Regions from separate parts of the Homo sapiens genome. Here region 2 is linked to region 1. A link is a contact called in ENCODE Hi-C or POLR2A ChIA-PET data. All regions are on one chromosome and are shown on one strand. Each heading gives the region's core, a stretch centred on a gene start or an enhancer-like site at or near the end of the contact. The rest is flanking DNA. Distances are from core to core; before and after follow the strand shown.

The links. Hi-C counts contacts between places; a loop is a spot of excess contacts on that map. ChIA-PET counts read pairs that join two places held with the same protein, here RNA polymerase II (POLR2A). Pooled maps may share reads with other maps.
Region 2: a pooled map shows a loop between it and region 1 (4-fold over the local background). The contact joins the promoter of GRHL3-AS1 here to the promoter of GALE in region 1. A Hi-C loop is called at or near these places in 3 of 50 pooled maps. POLR2A ChIA-PET finds 5 or more read pairs at or near these places in 2 of 52 experiments (B cell and GM12878).

The regions. Positions count from the first base shown.
Region 1 is chr1:23,799,304-23,802,003 of GRCh38, reverse strand. It overlaps GALE (UDP-galactose-4-epimerase), which reads left to right and starts at 1,250. Exons shown (of 12, transcript NM_001008216.2): 1 at 1,250-1,292; 2 at 2,568-2,638. It overlaps HMGCL (3-hydroxy-3-methylglutaryl-CoA lyase), which reads left to right. Exons shown (of 9, transcript NM_000191.3): 9 at 1-119. RefSeq lists silencers at 840-1,049, 1,210-1,689, 1,740-1,839.
Region 2 is chr1:24,320,736-24,323,458 of GRCh38, reverse strand. GRHL3-AS1 (GRHL3 antisense RNA 1) reads left to right here and starts at 1,468. Exons shown (of 2, transcript NR_183722.1): 1 at 1,468-1,793. All of the region lies in intron 1 of GRHL3 (grainyhead like transcription factor 3), which reads right to left. RefSeq lists enhancers at 329-844, 845-1,362 and a silencer at 1,430-1,569.

The sequences.
Region 1 (2,700 bases), core at 1-2,500:
GGAAAGTGGAGAGCTACGTGGTGGCCGTCTGCCAACTCCAGCATCTCTGGAAAATCTCCACGCTGAATGTGATTTTTGAAAACAGCTTATGTAATTAAAGGTTGAATGGCACATCATAATTCCAGCATTCGGTTGTGCAGCTGTGTGTATACATGCGCGTGGGGGAGTAAAATACTTTACCATGTTGCACTCTGAGAGGAAAATGGAGACTATGAACTAGTTTATTAATCTTTGGATTTCCTCCCTGTTTCCCCACCTGAGCCCCAAATCCATAGTGACTGGAAATCAGTGGTTTTGGGCTTACTCAGGAGGCTGCTTGCGGCAGTTGCTGGCCAGAACACCCGACGGGGTTGTTTCTGAGCTTTGCCTCTGTGACTGGGGCTATTGCACAAGCTCCCCTGAGGACACACTTGCTGCTTTGGGCCTCGGTGGCCCGGCCTCTCCCTGGCGCTCCCGGGCCCGGGAGCGCTCACCTGTCGGTTCCCTGGACTCTGCGGGCAGGCGCTGGCTGATTCCCGGCTGCGCGGACACCTGTGCGCTCCTGCATTTAGGGCTCCTTTGCTCTGGTTTCATCACGCAGGATGTCACATTTTGTGCATATTATTCTCTAGCTCTACTACTTTTCATTGTAAACAAACAATCATTTTCTAACCTGCCGTCGTGGAAGGCAGAGTGCAGACCGACCCTTCCCGGCAGGTGGGGGCTGAGAGCCAAGAGCGCTGGAACCGCTAGTGTGGCCTGACAGCTTCCTCCAGCTCCTTGGTTTATTTGCAAACTGGACTTCCAGCACCAGGCCCCCTGCGACCCCCTCCTGCCTTAGTCCCGTGGGATCGGGTAGTTCAAGATTTTGAATTCATGGTTTGGCACACACCGGCAAGTCTGAAAACCTGCGGGTCAGAGTGGGGCGGAGGCGTGGGCCCCCTACCCTCTGCCCCCTGCCCCCTCGGAAGCGCAGCCCTCTTCCAGGGGTTGGGACGAGCTAGCGCGGGGACCCGGGGCACCGGCAAGGACCCACCCGCTACTGGGACCTGGCGCCGGCGGCGCCTCTCGCGGGGTGGCACCGCCCACTTCCGCCTTCCGCGGGCGCGCGCTGCGCAGTCTTCGTCACAGCGCGGAGGCCTTTTGTCCTCCCGCCCTCCCCGTAGTGGCCGTAACCCGAGTGACATGTTTCCTTGGGGGCGTGGAGGGGCGGGGTCGGGGCCGGAGTGGGCCGTCAGCACTTAAAGGGCCCGCGGCTCGGGCGTAGGAGGCGGTGCCTCTGCAGCAAGCGTGGGGCGCGGGAACCCGAGCAGGTTCGGGAGACGGAATGAAGGGCCGGGTGGGCTCGCGAGGGGCCGGGGAGTCCGCGGGGAGCGAGGGAGTTTCCGAGGGGCGGGTCGTGTTCCTGGCAGCGTCCCTCCAGGGCAGGCCCGCCCCCTTTGTCCCAGTTCCCCGCTGCCCGGGCTGGGGCGGCCGGGGTTCATTCATTGCCGGCCTGAGGACTCCTAGCTCGGCCCCGCTCCGCGCTACAGCCCAAAGCCCAGCCTGAGACCCAGCCGCCCTCGTATGCCCACGGCCTAGCTCCCCTTCCCTCCAACAGACAGACTGGGAAAACCGAGTGGGCGACGGCTGAGCAAGGTCACTCCGCTGTCGGGGGCGCAGCCGGCCTCAGACCAGCTTTCGTGCTTCCCAGGGCCTCTCTGCGACCACTTTCGGGGTCCGCGCCAGGCGCGGGGCGGGGGCGGGGGCGGCTTCGGCGCGGCGGGCAGAGTCCAGCGGGCAGCGGTGGGGGAAGGGCGAGCCGCCTGGGGAGAGGGCCGGGCTGCGAGCCTGGCGATCCAGATTCCAGCCCGCTGTCGCCAGCTGTGGGACCGAAGGGCAACTGTTTCACCTCTCTGGCCCTAGTATCTGTATCTGTAAAGTGCCAGTGATAACACCTGTCTCACCGAGATGCTGGGGGAATTCAGGAAAATCATGCAAAAGTGCCTGGTACGGAGCCTGGCACGCAGAGGGCTCTTGGTCAAGTGGGTTGGAGCTGCGTGAGCCCAGAAGGGGATAGAGGCAGCGTGGAGGAAGGCGGCAGCGGGCCCGGTCGCTGGGAATGAAAGGCCTCAGTGTCTGGGGCTTCCTCCCCGTACTACCCGCAGAGTTTGTTCAGGGTGGAGGTGCGCACCTGGCCAAGTCCACGTCTACACGGCCCACCCAGAGTAGCCTAAGTTGGGCGGGATTCCTAACTCTGAGCCAGGAGTGACCGGGCTGGCCCTGGCATGGGCAGAGGCTGAGCGGGGGTTGGGGTGGGGCCCCCTCCAGGACCAACCACGGTGTGGTTGCCCCTGAGCTGGCCTCAGCCTGCCTGGCAAAGGACCTCACCCTTGAGGCCATGTGATCTATTTCCTGCTTCCTCCCAGCTGACCCTTGAGGGAAAGGGGGTGGGGGCCGCCTAGAGCAGGAGGTATTAGTCACTGCGCCCAGGAGCCAGTTTACACCTAGCGAAGGCGGAGGCATTGGACAAGCCTGGGTCTGAGCAGACAGAACCCCTTCCTGCGACCCTGGAGTCCCAATCGTGCTGCCATTTTCCTTCTGCCCAGGACTCTCCAGTCCTCAGTCACCTTGGACAAAGAAGTGTGGATCCTCAGATTCCATCTTTTCCAACTCCAAGGCAAGTGGAACTAGAAAATAAGGTGCCTGTGTGTCAGGTCTCCCCAGCTCTGCTGTGGCGGG
Region 2 (2,723 bases), core at 219-2,718, 520 kb before region 1:
ATTTGGGAACCTCCTGCTTCCCAGTCCTCTGCCTGGTCTTCTAGGCCAACAGTTTTACAACTTGGACACGCATCAGAATCACCTGGAGGGCCTGTGAAAACACATAACGCTGAGCCATACCCCCAGTTTCTGATTCAGTAGGTCTAGGGTGGGGCTGAGAATTTGCATTTTTAACTAGTTCCCAGGTGATGATGATGATGATGATGGTCCACGGACCACAGTTTGAGAACACTGTTCTAGGTGTTCTCTTTCAAAATAATGACTCCCTCTCTTCCCCTTAACGACTCCAAAGGTAACATAGGTTTGTAAAATACAACAAATATATAACATGTAGAACCTACAGAAAAATAGGAAGAATGGAATTCATCCACATTCTTCTGCTCAGAAATAACCACTCTTAACAGTTTGGCACATCTCCTCTGTCTTCTTTTCAGAGGCTAAGCACAGAGGAAGCGGGGTGGCCTATGGCTGCTCGGCTAAGACCCGGTTAAGATCCCAGTGCTTCCGTGAGACCTTGGGCAAGCCTGAACCAGGTCTGGGTCCCCTCTTCGGCAAAACTGCATTTACACTCCCATCCCGCATTAGTTTGTTGGGAGGGTTTAAAGAAGAGCGTGTATTTATCAAGCACTCGACACAATGTCAGATGCGGAGTCAGCGCTCCATAAATGTTGGCTGTCATTTTTGTTCTAACGTAAGAGAAAGCTGGATGATCCCATCTGGGTTTCAGCCCCGTTTTCCCTCTTCACTCCTCCGGTGGGTCAGTGGGAGCTCTGCCGACCGCCTGGCTGCGGCCACTCACTGCTGGGACTGCGCAGCCTGCCCGCTCCCAGCAGCTGGCGGAGCCGCAGGACCCCCGCGCCGCCCGGGCCGCCGCCGTTAGGGTTGGCTCAAGCCTCTCGGCCCAGTCCGCCAGTTTTACAGCCCGAACTCAAAGAGGGCTTTTAACTTTTCATTCAGCAGCAGCGTAGCTCCGACTTTTAATAACACACCTCGTGCACGACAAAAATTTGCTCCTGGCAATCATGGTTTCGACCACAAAACCACAGCGGGGAGGCGTTCCTGATTAACTCTTTCAGCGCTCCAGGCAGTCTGGAGCCGGCGCTCCTGGAGATCAGATAGAACGGCGGCGGCGGCCGCGGTCAGGACTGCGACGGTTCTAGTCCCCTTCCCCCAACCGAGTCGCGTCTCTGCGAGGCTGAGGGGAGACTCCAGGCGGCAGCGGTGGGGCCCAGAGAGCAGGGAGCGAGGCCGCGGGGGACGCTCCTGCCTCGGTGCCTTAGACCTACTGTGTGCCAAGCCCCTTTGCGGCGAAACTCTCCCTTCCTGGGCTGTCAACGGGGCCTGCCTGGAGCGCCGGCCGGCCCTCCAGAGGGGAACAACAGGTCACCGGGGAGGTCGCCTGCGGCTCCAGCTCCCCGGGGGCCCCGACGCACCTTCAGGAAAACCCGACGCTGGGCAGCTCGCGGGCGCCGGCTGTTTTCCTGCGAGACCCAGGCGGTCGGCGGCGACTTCCGGCGCCCTCGGCCGCAGCCCAGGATCCCTTGCGCCCTGCGGTAGCCCGGGGCTGCCCAGGGCTGCGGGCTCCAGGCACCCAGAGCGCTGCGACCACATGAAAGGCCCGGCGCTCAGCACCCGCCAGCCACCTCCAGCTGGTTTCTAACTACACCGCCGGGGCCTCCATGCTTCTCAGAGACCAGCCTTCGAAGTGCCGCCTTACACCCGGGGCCTGGCCACCGGGCGGGCGCGGATGGAGCTCTGGTCCACATTTGGGAGCTCACAGTTGTTCCTGCCAGGTAGGTGTTACAGACAGATGAGCAGACTGAGGGTCAGGGAGGACAAACAAATTCACCAGGATCCTGCTGTTGGTAAGTGGCAGAATTTAGAGTGACAGGCAAGTCCCACTTTTGCCACTATATCAAGGCCTGGCCAGAGTTGGCCATTCCATGAGGGCCCAAGCTGTAAGCTATGGCCAGTCCTCTTAACTTGGCACTTTTTAGGAGAATGTCGAGGCCGCAGAAGCAACAGCAGCTCAGAACTTGCAAGCCAAGCGCCGGGTGCCCTCCCCTTACCAGTAGGGGCAGCTGAGCCCCCAGGCTCTGCCACTGTAATCTCAAATGGTGGCTTGGAGTCCGCCTGCAATTACTCAGCAGGCAACTGGCTTCCCTCACCCCACCCCAAACTGAGAAGCCTCAACTGTCAGCGGATCTGACTTCAAATCCAAACCATTAGGGAGGAGAAAAGCAAGAAACCTTTCTGTTCAAGTAACCCAGCTTCAGAACACATACCCCCTAACGTGCAGTAATGAATAGATTCTGTCTGTAGCCTCCGCAGTTTTAGCCAGCAAATTTAAGTGGGATGGAGACACATGTCAAGATTTTTTTGCGCGTTCAAAGTATGGAAAAATAGCAAGAGGTTTGGGAATGCTCATTGATTGGTTAGTTCTACATGAAATGACAATGGTGTTACTGGTGTGTTCTCCACCAGCCTTAAAAGCAATCACTATTCTAAAATTGTCAAATCCTCTAACAACCCCATGAGGTGGATACTACTGTTGGCCACTATTTACAGATGAGGATTAAGGGACTTGCTCAACATCACACAGCTATAAGTGCTAGAGCTGGGACTTGAACCCAGGTGTCAGTACCAATGCTCCTGCTCTTATTCTCATTGCGGTCCAATTGTCAATACATTGTCAACCCCGGGAAATTCATTCAAAAGAAATG